2 separate regions of the Mus musculus genome follow, and region 2 is linked to region 1. The links are chromatin contacts, found by Hi-C in ENCODE. All regions are on one chromosome and are shown on one strand. Each heading gives the region's core, a stretch centred on a gene start or an enhancer-like site at or near the end of the contact. The rest is flanking DNA. Distances are from core to core; before and after follow the strand shown. Region 1 holds the start of 1700018B08Rik (RIKEN cDNA 1700018B08 gene). Region 2 has its middle 14 kb from the start of Zcchc14.

Region 1 (6,854 bases), core at 2,495-4,994:
TTAATCCCAGCACTCGGGAGGCAGAGGCAGGCAGGTTTCTGAGTTCGAGGCCAGCCCGGTCTACAGAGTGAGTTCCAGGACAGCCAGGGCTACACAGAGAAATTCTGTCTCGAAAAAAAAAAAAAAGTGGAGAGCAATTGAGGACACTCAGTGTCAACCTCAGGACTTCACAGATGTGTATAGCTATGCATACACAACACACACACACACAGATATGCAACCTATGAAACTTAAAAAGCATGCAGTTAACGCCCGCTCCTGCTTTGTGGCCACCATTGGGCTTCTGCCCTCCCCCAGGGTGGCACCCTGCTTCAGACATATCTGAGGTGCAGTGGCCTCCTGTCAGAATGAGAAATTGGGGTCCAGATGGGAAGGTGCGGTGCGACTAGTGATGGACTGGTATGTCTCCACACAGGTCTCTGAGACAGTTTCATTTTCACAGGGGTGGGGGTGACACCAGGCAGGTGCCTACCTCTGAGGTCCAGCTCCAGACCTGAAATACTTTAAAGCAAATATCAGGTGGTTTCGCCAGACTTTCCCTTTCCTTTCCAGCCTTTTCTCATCCTGTGGGAAACAGCAGCCAGCCAGCTGTGAGGGCAGGGGTGGATGCTTTCTGGAACTGAGATTACACATGGGGGAGCTGGCATTACAGATGGGGGCTCATGGAGGGGTCATGATCTGGCACTGATGTAGTCTACCTCCTACGTTAGCTCTCCCATCTACAGGCACCGTCTGTCAATCTGACCATTCCTTTTAAAGAGGTTGTGGTGTGACCTCTAGTGGGCGCTCCGGGTTACTGCAGTCCACAATACCTTAGCAAAGAGGACTCTTGTGGCTTCAAAGCCCACTGGGGCACAAGGCGGTGTGGGAACCTCTGGGGAAGCCGCTACACCGTGAGGGTCTTCTCCATCCTCTTCCACTGGGGAAGATCTCTTCCTTATCCTGCTTCACCTTGATCTGGAAAGGAAGGTGCAACATGTGGCTTAGCTGTCACCTCCTGCCTGGTAACCTGGTGTGTTTGTCGCAATCCTCCAAGTAGTGGGCTCTTAGAAGTTCCCTGGAAGGGGCTCTGGCCAGGGGAGAGGCCTCCATGCAGCCCCATCCTTAGTGCTAGAGACATTTAGAAAAAGATGAGTCTGTCCAAGCAAGTTTTGATTTTTGTTTTTTTTTTTGGTTTTTTGAGACAGGGTTTCTCTGTGTAGCCCTGGCTGTCCTGGAACTCACTCTATAGACCAGGCTGGCCTCGAACTCAGAAATCCGCCTGCCTCTGCCTCCCGAGTGCTGGGATCAAAGGTGTGCACCACTGTGCCCGGCTACCACTGCCTTTCAAGTTTGGCTGTGTGTAACCACTTCTGCCCCGGTAGAAATGGTTTTATTTACAGGCTGTACTGGGGACTGAACCCAGGACATTGCAGAGGCTGGGCAAGATGCTGGAGGTATTGTCTCCAGTGACTGCATGGGACTTTTTTTTCTTTTCTTTTCTTTTCTTTTCTTTTTTTTTTTTTTTTTTTGAGTTGAGGGACACTTAAGCCCCACAGTGGGGACAGAATGATGTCACCTTTCTCTAAACTGTTTGCGTCTGTGCAAACAGTAGGGAGCTCATTCCATTTCTCGACTTGCTTCCATTACTGCCCCTTTAAGGCTTTTTTCAACTGTTTCCATAGGGAATATACACTCACATACATCACACACACATCACACACTCATACACACACATCACACACTTATACACACATACATGTATCACACACATATCATACACGCATATCACACACACATCACACACACATATCACACATATTACACATCATATATACATCACACTCACACATCATATATACACATCACAATACTCATACACTTACACACACACACACACACGAGAGAGAGACCAAGTCTCTCTAACTAGATGAGTCTGGCTTGAAGCTCCTGCTCCTGTCACTTCAGACTCTCAGGTCTTGGAATCACAACGAGCTGGTCCCACCACACCTGCACATCCTACTCGAATCTAACAGTACACACTGTTAACTGTCTATGTGATTTATCCTGCAGACTTGGGCTTCTCACTTACAGCCGTCTGTCCCATGGCGGTCGTTTCCCTGCTGAGTCTATGTAACTGCCCGTGTCGGGGTTCCCCCGTCCCGCAGCACCTGTCAGTCACACTCCTGCACGGCTCACTGGCTGACTAGTATTCTGGGGGTGGGTGTACCTCAAGCTTCTCCTGCTATGAGATCTTGGGTTATTTGCAGTTGGGCATCCTGTGAATAGCTCTACACACCCTGGCATATCGTTTGTGTGGGTAGGGTCTTCAGAGTACAGCGAGGCACTGTGGGGGGGGGGGGGAGTCACAGCCTCCAGAACCTGCCCAGGGCTGGAGAGATGACTCACTGGTTATGAGCACTACCTGCTCTTGCAGAGGACTTGGGTTTTGTATCCAGAATCCATATGACAGCTCACAGCCATCTTATAACTCCAGTTCCAGGGGCTTCTGTGCCTTCTTCTGGCACTGTGGGTGCCGTGTGGATGTGCCACACTAACATATATTCAGGCAAACACACATACACAGAAATACTTCAACAACAACAAAAACCAACCCTGCTTCGATCTGACAGTGGCTGCACCATCTTGCTTTCCCTCCCGCACAGGAAGGAGCATGTCCTCGAAGCTCCTCACTGTCCCCGCCATCCCTCCTTACAGGCCACAGTGGTGCCCACCTCTTAATGGCCAGGGTGGCCTCTTTCTGTATGCACACTGGGATGGTGGCCATGTACGACGGGATGTTTGTTCAAGGTCTCTGCACTGTCCCTGTAGAAGATGCCAGTGGAGAAGTGTGGGAAGGAGAAAGGACACAAGGAGCCACCTGAGTAGGGAACACCTGGGCTGGAGACTGGGGAGGAGTCCACATGGGCTAGTGGCTGGCTGGAGCTAGGCATAGCCCTGCCGTTCTGCGGAGAATGGCTGGTGACAGGCAGAACATTTCGGGCTGAGGGGACAGGAGGCTTCATAGAGGGAGCACATGGCACCGTGGAGCAGCAAGGAGCACCGTCGGGGAAGGAGGCTGAGCTGTAGAGTTGGATGGAGTCTCTCGTGTGTGGCTCTTCAGCGTTATCTACTGCCCCAGGAGCCGTGATAAGGATTGTGGCTCCCTGAGCGTCACAGAAGCCCCCGAAGGGGCTGAGGATATACCTGGATTGCCTTGCTAAGAATGGCCTCCAGGTTGCTAAGATAGCTGCAGTGAGGCCTGCAGATATAGTTTCCTGGCTGTCTAGGTGTGGATGAGGAGCTAGAGAGGGTCAGATGTGGGGCAGAGCTGAGAGAACAGCTGGGGGTTGGGTCTGACTCCACTTGCCTGTGCCCCAGTGAGGCCATGATGCAGCCGATTGCTGCCTGGGGTGGGGGGGCACCAGTCTGTGGCTGATCTCTGGAGCTTGCTGCGTGGAGCTGCTGGATCACTCTGGACACCAGGTCTGGACAGCTGCTCCGGGCTCAACGAAGCATTCTCTGGAGTCCTGTGCTAGGTGGGCCTTTTGAAGACAACCACTCAGAAAGTTTCCACTGAGCCTTCCGCACCCGGAGCCCGGGAGACCTCGTTTCTGTCCACGCCTGCAGCTTCTGGGCCTATGCTGCCCTTCTGGAGCCAGGAGGGGGACAAGGGCTGCCTGAGAGGAATGGCTTGTCCCCGTCATCACTGTGGAGCCTCTGTTCCCAGCATTCCATAGTTCCATTGGAAGGCTGGCTTCCACGGAGTACCATGGTTGTGGGGGACACAGACGGTGCACAGGCAAGTAGGTGGCTGCCTCTCCCACACACTTCAAGGGAGCCCTAGGACCATGGGGAGCAGGCTGACAGGCGTCTGGGGAGTAGCAAGTTATTAGAACCCGTGTGGGCCTCTTCCCTTTCCCGCTCTGATGATAGTGAGGATGATGGTGGTGATGCTGTGTCCCACAGCACACTGGAGGGCAGAGTGAAGAAAGACCAGTCACAACCACTGAAAGAACTGGGACGTGTCACCACTGGAGACAGGGAACAAAGGGATGGCCATGATACCAGCGACCCCAGGAGGAAAAGGTAATGGCCAAGCTGGCTGAGCTGACAGAGTGTCAACCCCCGGGAAGCTCACAATACCACAGTAGGGCAAGACGCTAAGAGCCCTGTAGCAAGGGCACGAGACAAGACATGTAACTGACTCTAGTCGGAGGTGCTGGGGTGACCTTGTCTTAGAACCCTCCAACGTCCAGCCTGACAGACCTGGGAAGTGTCCGCAGGAGGAGGGAATATATGTAGTCTGGTCTATCCTGGAACCAGGCTGGCCTCCAACTCTAAGAGATCCACCTGCTTCTGCCTCTCTGAGTATTGGGACTAAAGGCATATACTGCCCCTGCCTGCCTGATTTTTATTTTATATAATTTTAAAAAGATTTATGTATATGAGTATACTGTCGATGTCTTCAGACCCACCAGAAGAGGGCGTCAGATCGCATGACAGATGGCTGTGAGCCACCAAGTGGTTGCTGGGAATTGAACTCAGGACGTCTGGAAGAGCAGGCAGTGCTCTTAACCCCTGAGCCATCTCTCCAGACCCTTATTTTTTCATCTTGTTTTATTTTATTTTATTTTTGCATTTTGAGTCAGGGTTCCTCAGTAGTCTAGGCTGGCCTGGAAGTCTTGACATCCGTCATGCTCTCAAATGGTCTTCAGGCTCCAGGCTCAGCCTCCTGAATAGCTGGGATCCTCTTTCCTGCAGCTTCGACACCTCAGCTGTGGGCTTGCTGTGCTTTCTAGAATGGCTATGGCAGCCATTCTTCTTTCTCTGTATCCACGGGTGTTTCTTTTTGCTGAGTTGTTTCTTGTTGTTTACTAGCAGGGGCCCGGCACCCCGCTGCACCAGCCGCTACCACAGTGCCTGCCCCAGCCCACCAGGTCTCTGGGCTGTTGCCAGCTGTGGACTGTCGGTCTGTGGCGCGAAGCCGAGGGACTGTGGGGGAGGGGAAGGACCCCTTTGGTGGGTGTTGACTGTCCGCGGGGTGCTGGGAAGAACTTGAGATCCTCTAGGGGCAGACCCCCAAGACAGGAATCCAAAGTCGTCACAGGGACTCAGGAAACAGATGAGAAGGTCGGCCAAGGGGCGGACCCCAGAGTCATGGGGTGGTTTTAGGGATGTGCTCTGGAGTGGTTGCCATGGCAGCACGGAGGCAGGGGCAGGTATCCACACCCCCCATCCTCTGCTAAGGGCAGCCCCTGGAGGGAGCCAAAGTCTGTTCCCTTCACCAGTCCAGGTGGCAGCTTTGTTCCCTCGGTATTTAACTTTGGCAGTTCTATGTAAATTGTGGATTTTAACCCCTGCCTGAAGTATGACTGGATTTTCTCCCGTAACAGCTGTGGGCTGTTTCGGAACAGGCAGTTGAGATGTAAGGGAGTACTCGCCTTCCACTATGTGGGTCCCGGGATCGAACTCAGGTTGTCAGGCTTGGCAGCAGGAGCACTCTCCTGCTAAGCCATCTCACGGGTCCCAAACGCTAAGTCTGGTCTGACCAAAGCCCTGGATGGCAACATTTCTTTTAAGTTACAATTCATGCACGTCTGACCGGCGCGCACATGCGAAGCCCAGGTTCTCCAAGCTGTCACCGTATTTGATAACAAACGGCTTTGAGTAGAGGTGTGTCTCTGATGGTATCTGGGATGCACAGAGTGAATGTATCTGACAGGCTGTGAAGTTCTGGTCCACCAAGCTGTTACTCTACTTGATAACACATGGCTTTGGGGATCCCTGGTGGTATCTGCGACCCAAAGAGGAATTTAGCCCATGGGGACCCCCTTTGGTCCGGTCCTACCTCCCTCTGTCTCTTTACAGGGGATCGGGACCGGGTAGTCCTACGCGCGCACAGATCCATCCACAGAAAATGGTGAGTGTCTTCGGGCTGGTCTCCATGTCCACCCAGGCGACGAGAGGATATGGAGCTCGAGCCAAATGTCCTCTCTGTCCCACTGCTCCCATGAGCCACCTGCGAGTAGCCAATCAGCTGTCAGCTCAGTGCACACCCGAATACGACAGCTCCCGATTGGCTGATCGAGGGCCAATCAGCAGGTCGAGCGGGAAGCTGTTGAGAAGCAGCGCAACCCTCTGGCTTTAGTGAGGACCTTGGAGGCTCTGGTCCGACTGGCTGTATAGCACATGCCCAACACAGTGCATCATGACAGATCAGGTCAGCCCAGAGTCCACACGGGTGACCTCGGAGCTCACCTGTGAGTGCCGGGAGCCCCGAGGCTGCCCAGTCCAGCGGTAGCGCAGTGGCGACCTACTCTTTCCAACCTTGGAAATGTCAGGAGCAGGCCTTCAGGCATGGCTGTATCCAGGTGTGCACGGACTATGGTCCCGGATGTTTCCCCCCCCCCCCCCGGCCCTCTCCTTTCCTTTGCGCAGGTTTCTCTCACAGACCAGGTGACCACCCAGACTTCCTGTGGTAATTAGGGTAACTCCTTCAGCAAAGAAGGAGAACAACTGCTCTCGCTATTCTAGCAGGCAGTTCCAAGGGTTATGACTGTAGTGACCAATCTCAGATCAGCTTGACCTCACCTCGAGGCTGGACTACTGTGGGTAGTCCGGATGTTGAGCCGGTCAGCCCCTGAGATGTTGTGCCGGTCAGCCCCTGTGTCTTATTTTCAGTTATCAGTCATGAGAACTGAGTTCAAAGGCCCTTAGCACACCAAGCACGCTCCTGTGATCTCAGCACTTGGGAGACGGAAGCAGGAGGATTGCTGTGTGTTACACGGTGAAATCCTGCCTCAACAAAACACCAAAGCAGACAATAATGATTGAGATTATTATATAAAACCACCCGGCCGCAGTGATTTCTG
Region 2 (6,854 bases), core at 2,396-4,895, 120 kb before region 1:
ATCCTGGCTAGCCGGGGGTCTGCTTCTGTTGTTACAGCTCCCCAAAGTCCTGGCTGGAATATCAATAGGGGCTCCTCCTGTTCATCAGCCCGCAACGGCCAAGTCCCAAGAAGGAGCAGGCGGCACCCTTGGCTTTTCGGCCTTCTTGGAAAGGACCCTTCCTCTGGTGGTGCCGGTACAGACAGACAAAGGAAGTCCGCATTGGAGGGATGGTGCCTGGGAGGCAGCACCCTGTGCAGTAGGCAGGGAGGGTGCTCATGAGTGGGGTGGGGCTACATGTGTCAGAACTGCTGAGATGCCAGGCAGGATGTGATTAACATCGCACTGGGTGTGACAGCCACCCTGCCTGCCAGCCCCCAAGCCCATTGTTCGGCAGCCCGGCAGCCCCCTTTCCTTCACCCCACCCTGCTGCAGCATGCCCAGACTCTGTGTGTCAGGTCCCCTCTGCTCCCTACCCAGCATTTATCCATGGTGCCAGCCCCCTAAAAATAGCAGCCTGCCTGAAATGGAGGCCTAAGGCGAACTCCACAAGAGGAGACAGCCTCCCCCTGTGCCCTGGCCCAAGCCATTCGTGAGCTGTCTACCCTGAAGCTGAGCAGAGGGCCTGCCTTCGCACGCTGTTCTAAACAGAGGGAAAGCCAGCAGCAGGCTTCTGCTTATAGCCCAGGCGCCTGGCTCTGCTTTTGTCTTTCCAGGGATACTCTCCTCTTTCCGGGGCCCTCCATATCCCAGTGGGCTCAGCCTTGGTGTGAGAGAGGATGAAGGGAGATTGGCTGTGAGCAGACAGAGAGAGCTTGTAGTTCTTGCACCTCATTGCCTCTGTCCCACCACTCGGTCCTGGAACCCTCTCTGACCACATGTCTCATAGGCATCATTGAAAATAGCTGAAGACAGTGGCTGGAGAGATGGCTCAGCGGGTAAGAGCACTGACTGCTCTTCCAAAGGTCCTGAGTTCAAATGCCAGCAACAACATGGTGGCTCACAACCACCTGTAATGAGACCTGACGCCCTCTTCTGGTGCATCTGAAGACAGCTACAGTGTACTTATGTATAATTATAAATAAATCTTTGGGCCAGAGCTAGCAGGGACTGAGGGAGCCAGGCCGGGCAGAGCAAGCGGGGTTGACTGGCTCACAACTATCTGTACAGCTACAGTGTACAAATATACATAAATAAATAAATCTTTAAAAGAGAATGAAGGAGCCGGGCAGTGGTGGTGCATGCCTTTAATCCCAGCACACAGGAGGCAGAGGCAGGCGGATTTCTGAGTTCGAGGCCAGCCTGGTCTACAAAGTGAGTTCCAGGACAGCCAGGGCTATACAGAGAAACTCTGTCTCAAAAAACAAACAAACAAACAAACAAAAACAAAAAAAGAAAGAAAGAAGGAAGGAAAGGAAGGAAAGGAAGAGAGAGAAAGAAAGAAAGAAAGTAAGAAAGAGAGAGAGAGAGAGAAAGAAAGAAAGAAAGAAAGAAAGAAAGAAAGAAAGAAAGAAAGAAAGGAAGGAAGGAAGAAAGGAAGAAAGAAAGAGAAAGAAAGCTGCAGAGATGGCTCAGTGGGTAGAGCACTGGCTGCTCTTGTAGAGGACTGGGTTCGATTCCCAGCAACCACATGGTGTGGGTCACAACTGTCAGTAACCCTACTCCTAGGGGAATTCAATGCCCTTTTCTGGTCTTCACAGTTGTGGCACACACACAAAATAATTTAGATGAATAAAAAGATTAGCAAAAGAACCGGACATGGTGGCGCACTTGAGAGTCAGAGGCAGGCGGACCTCTGTGAAGAATGCTGGGAACTTGAGTGAGCTGTGGTGGTGTGACAAGGCTCAAGGAGTCAGTTCTGTGGTCTCTGGAAGCATCTTCTTTGTCACGCTGTCACATGTCATTCCTACACTGAGTTGGTAACCCCACTGTAAGGGGAGAAGAAGAAATGGCCGGGATGTGTCTCCTGAGAGTCATTCTAAAACACCGGTGAGCCTGGAGGGTTGGTGTCCCCCGGAACCTGGGAGACGAGGCAGGAGGAGGATGAGCTTGAGGCTAGTCTGGGTTATGTGGTGAGCACCAGGGCAGTTCTCAAACACAAACAATAACCCAAAAAACTAGCCGGGCGTGGTGGCGCACACCTTTAATCCCAGCACTCGGGGGGCAGAGGTAGGCGGATTTCTGAGTTCAAGGCCAGCTTGGTCTACAAAGTGAGTTCCAGGATAGCCAAATATATATATATATATTTGGGGTTTTTTTGAGACAGGGTTTCTCTGTGTAGCCCTGGCTGTCCTGGAACTCACTTTGTAGACCAGACTGGCCTCGAACTCAGAAATCCGCCTGCTTCTGCCTCCTGAGTGTTGGGATTAAAGGGAGTATATATTTTTTTAAGATTAAAAAGAAAAGTGTTTGCTGTGGACATGACCATAAAGAAAAGTTCCCATGGGGTTTTTCCAACACTACCTGACTAGCAGTTAACCTGTTGGGGACATTTGGTGATGAGCAGCAAATCCTTGCCCAGTTACTAATGATGTGTAGATGGTTCCAGAATGCTCATCTGATTACTCCCAAGTTCTTATGCAGGGCTAAAAAGCACAACTGGGTGACATTTGAGAAAGGTAACCTGGATGGACAGCAAAAAGCGGAGGGGCTGGTGAGATGGCTCAGTGAGTAAGAGCACCCAACTGCTCTTCTGAAGGTCCTGAGTTCAAATCCCAGCAACCACATGGTGGCTCACAACCATCTGTAATGAGATCTGACTCCCTCTTCTGGAGTGTCTGACGACAACTACAGTGTACTTACATATAATAACAATAAATAAATCTTTAAAAAAAAAAAAGAAAGAAAGAAAAGCGGAGCGTTGAGGATGGAGATAGCTCAGCTGGTAAAGTGTTGGCTACGGAAGCGTGAGAGCCAGAGTTTGAATTCATACTGGGCGTGGAGAAAGCCAGTCTTGGTGGTTTGTCCTCGTACTCCCAGCTCTAAGCTATAAATGAGAGGTTATAGCCATCCCATGATTGACACAAACTCAACAGACTATTTTCCCTCTCCCTTCCTCTCCCTCTTTCTCTTTCTCTCTCACTTTTCCAGGCAGGGTTTCTCTGTGTAGCCCTGGCTGTCCTAGAACTCACTCTGTAGACCAGGCTGGCCTCGAACTCACAGTGATCCGCCTGCCTCTGCTTCGCAAGTGCTGGGATCAAAGGGTGTGCGTCATCACCACCTGGCTGGAGGCTGTTTCTTAAGAGCAGAGAAGATGATGGAAACTCCTGCTGTCAGCCATGCCGCTGGGATGTGCTTGGTGACATAAAACAGTCCCTGTGAATTGAGCAGAGCATCGGAAACACCAAGCATGGAGCATCAGACAGAGGTCAGGCAGTGTGGCAGAGCGAGGTAAAGGAGGCGTGGGTAACAGCGCACACCAGGGCTAGGGTAGGCGCTGCAGTGGCTGCCGGCTAAGCAGCTTTTGCCCAAAGGAGCCACCGAGGGACAGCTGGGAGCCTTCCAAGAGCAGGCAGTGCGGACTCACTTCCTGGAACTCAGCTGAGCCTCTTTCTCTAGGAGACCCCAGACGTTGTCCAAATAAACAAAAGGCTGCTGGGAAACGGCGGCCAGGAGGTCAGGGAGGCTGGCGCAGCCATGGGGAGGAGGCGGAAGTCAGTGTGGTTCTCGGGAGCCTGGGATTGTGGGCTGTGGGCTCTGTGGCTAGCAGCTGGCTCCTGGAGTCTAGGCTCTGCGCAACAAACAGCCCACATGCTGGCAGGCCCGGCCCAACCGCACCAGCGGACACAGGGGCTGGGCCACGGGGATCCATGGCTTGTACCAGGGTGAACACAGACTCTCATGTTTGTTCTTTAAAGCCTCCTGGCTCTTCAGCATCCTGTGAGGGTTACAGACTCATGAGCCTTAAGAAGAAACAGACTGGGACTTAGGAGGTATCTCTTCATCCTGTACCAGCCTTGCAATCCTGAGGACCTGAGTTTGATTTCCAGAACCACATAAAAATAAATAAATAAATAACATAAGCTGGGTGGAGCGGCTTACACTTGTAATCCTAGCACTGGGGAGCCAGAAACAAATAGATCCTTCAGGCTCTGTTTGACAACGCGCCTAGCCTATCATGTCTCAACAGCAACAGAAAAGTCTGGAAGGTGCTTAAGGAATAATTTCTGGGGTTAACCTGTAGTCTCTAGAAGACAGGCAGGCAGGCAGGCAGACAGACAGACAGACAGACAGACACACACACACACACACACACACACACACACACACACACATACACACACACAAAACAGGAGCCTTCACTGGCTACAGATGCATCCAGTGAATACCTTCACAGAGGTTTTTGTCTGGATATCAGGAATGCCTTCAGCCACTCAAAACCCAAAACCAAAGAAACAATAAAACAGCACTAGCTTGTGTCTGTGATCAGCCAGGGCCTGTGGATATTGGGAAGACCTTTTCTTCATCGCTCGCTCTTTAGATCAGACTAGAACCAGACCTTCCCTGGATCTGCATGGCACATTTAGGACCAGGATTCTAAGGAGAGGCAGAGGCCAGGATTGCCCCATAGTATTTGGATTCTGAAAGCCAAAGATCCCCTCGGCTACGTTTGACACCTGCAAACTGCCCAGAAGGGGGAGATGGCAGAAGGAAGGAGTCGCTCCTGGGTCCTAACACACCCACAAGACTGGATAAAGCCAATACCAAACATCATGCTAGCTAGCCTTTGTCTACCCGCAAGACCCGCCCAGAGCTTCAAGTCTCCTGTGAGCCTTTGTGTGTGTTTCTGAACACACTACATGCTGTGTGCACAGGGTCTCCCGCCTGTGTGATTTCTGCCTCACAAGGGGGGAAGCTAGCCCCACTTCCCACCTGTGTGATGTCTGCCTCACCCCTGCTACCCTGTCTTCAGACTAGACTGTACACTTTACCTACGAGTCAGAGTAAACTCCTGTAGGTTGCTTTGTCAGGGTGGTTTATTACAGCAATAGGAAAACACACACAGACACACAGACACAAAAGTTACACACAGAAACTGAAAAAGTTACAGCAAAAGCCTAAGACACAGACATCTCACCGATGGACCCCGCAGCTGGGGCATCCCGACTGCTTCTCCCAGGGAACCCAAGAGAGGCATAAGCTGTGGAGCAAAGGCATCCGCGCCACCAGGCCAGCCTGGAGAGGACATCAAGAAGCTGCCAGAGGGACAAACAGAGTTCACGGACTTCAGTCCACCTGAAGCACCTGAAGAGGGGTAAGAGCTGAGTGTTGGGGGATCTCTGGCCAGCCCTCCGTGGTAGGGCTGCAGGTGAGGCAGATAGTCCCCCGAGTCACACAGTGAGTCAGAGGAAGAGCACTGGGGCCAGCACAGGGCTCACCTGTCAGGCTTCTTTTGAGGATGCGAGCTCTCCACTAGGGAGCATAAGGAAATACATTCATGACGTCAGGGTCTCCCTGGCTCCCCAGCCTTCATGCCCACACTGTCCCCTCACACCAGAAAAGACCTAATGTGTGCTAGGCAGGGTGGCGTATACCTGTGTGCATGTGTGTGTGTTTGTGGGTAGGGGAGTGTAGAAAGAGAGAGAAAACCCAGCACAAAAAAACTCACAAGTGTGTGTGTAGTCGCTGTTGAGAAAATCCAAATCAAACTGGTTATAGATACTCCTGAGAGAACCATTGCATTTTGTCACCACAAGCCATCCTGGCATCTGTACAACAAACTAAACATGGGCAATACCCTGGATCTGCTAGACAGCTGGGCAAGCAGGACACATCTGGAAGGCTGGCTTCTCCCACTTGTCCCTGCCCAGCACCACCAAAAAGGAGCATCCCACGGCAGTGTGGCGCTCACCTCGGGGAAAGTCAAGGGGAAAGCTACAGGAGCAGCTTCCATGAAGCGGGGCTAGCTCGCACCACGGTGAGGCGGACATCACACAGGTGGGAAGCGGGGCTAGCTCGCACCATGGTGAGGCGGACATCACAGCCCCACCATCACATCCACGGTTCAGAAGAAAAAGGTGAATGCTTGAATGCTGGTTCAGATGGCTTTCTCCATCTTAAACAGTCCAGGAGCCCTGCCTAGGGAATGGTTCTGCCCATAGTCAAGAAGGGTCTTCCTACATTAATGAATACAATCAAGATAATCCCACACAGGCATGCTCAGAGGCCTCCTTCCAAGGCGGCTCTAGATTCTGTCAAGTCGACAATGATACTAGCCCCAAGAGTCAGCAAATGAGATGGAAGCATAAATCTGTTAGTCTTTCAGGAGAAGAAAAAATAGGTTTGGTTTTTACCTCCATAATGAGGCATTACACCTTTGTCCCCTGGTCCGGCACTGAAGGCACAACTTGTACGAAAACATCCAAAGCCATGTGAACATTGTCCCTGACATAACTGACTGACACAGGGCTTCCTGCCTTATGAGAAAACAAACTTCATGTTTATGTCACTATTCATTATAGCCAATACGCTGTAACATTGTAGCTGTTGTTGTACCTGTGATAAAATGCTTGGCTACAGTGCCTTTAAATGACTTAATGGATTTATTTGCACTCGAGTCCCGTCTGTCACGGCATGGAGAACATGGAGGAGAGCAGCTTGTTGCTTGCTAAGGATGACCCTAAACTTCTAACCATCCTGCCTCCACCTCCTAAGTACCGGGACCATGCACTTGTGCCACTGTATCTGATTTATGCAGAGCTGGGGGGTGGAACCTGTGGTTTTCCTCACACTGCTCAAGGACTCTACCAACTGAGCCATGTCCCCGACCCAAGCTGTACCTGGGAGAACTTCCTTTCCTCATTTGGTGACTAACGGGTTAACCTCGACGGCCCTCCAAGGCCCTCCCCTGGAATCTGCTTCCAGCACAGGTCTTT

The links. Hi-C counts contacts between places; a loop is a spot of excess contacts on that map.
Region 2: a map of T-helper 17 cell shows a loop between it and region 1 (2.0-fold over the local background). The contact joins the enhancer-like site here to the promoter of 1700018B08Rik in region 1. A Hi-C loop is called at or near these places in 4 of 37 maps with a recorded cell type or tissue (Patski, T-helper 17 cell, heart and 1 more).

Annotation. Positions count from the first base shown.
Region 1 is chr8:121,541,218-121,548,071 of GRCm38, reverse strand. It overlaps 1700018B08Rik (RIKEN cDNA 1700018B08 gene), which reads left to right and starts at 3,744. Exons shown (of 9, transcript NM_001382232.1): 1 at 3,744-3,781; 2 at 3,916-4,068; 3 at 5,851-5,902. The coding sequence starts at 4,035. 1700030M09Rik (RIKEN cDNA 1700030M09 gene) reads right to left here and starts at 3,684. Exons shown (of 3, transcript NR_045903.1): 1 at 3,350-3,684; 2 at 2,715-2,805; 3 at 420-957.
Region 2 is chr8:121,662,247-121,669,100 of GRCm38, reverse strand. No RefSeq gene overlaps it. Among named protein-coding and RNA genes, the nearest start is that of Zcchc14, 14 kb to the right of the region's middle. RefSeq lists an enhancer at 1-1,146. Within about 2 kb of position 3,645, at least 1 of the 3 ENCODE cell types and tissues checked has a DNase peak (open chromatin) inside an H3K27ac peak, as active enhancers do; it is heart, where a contact is called at or near this core.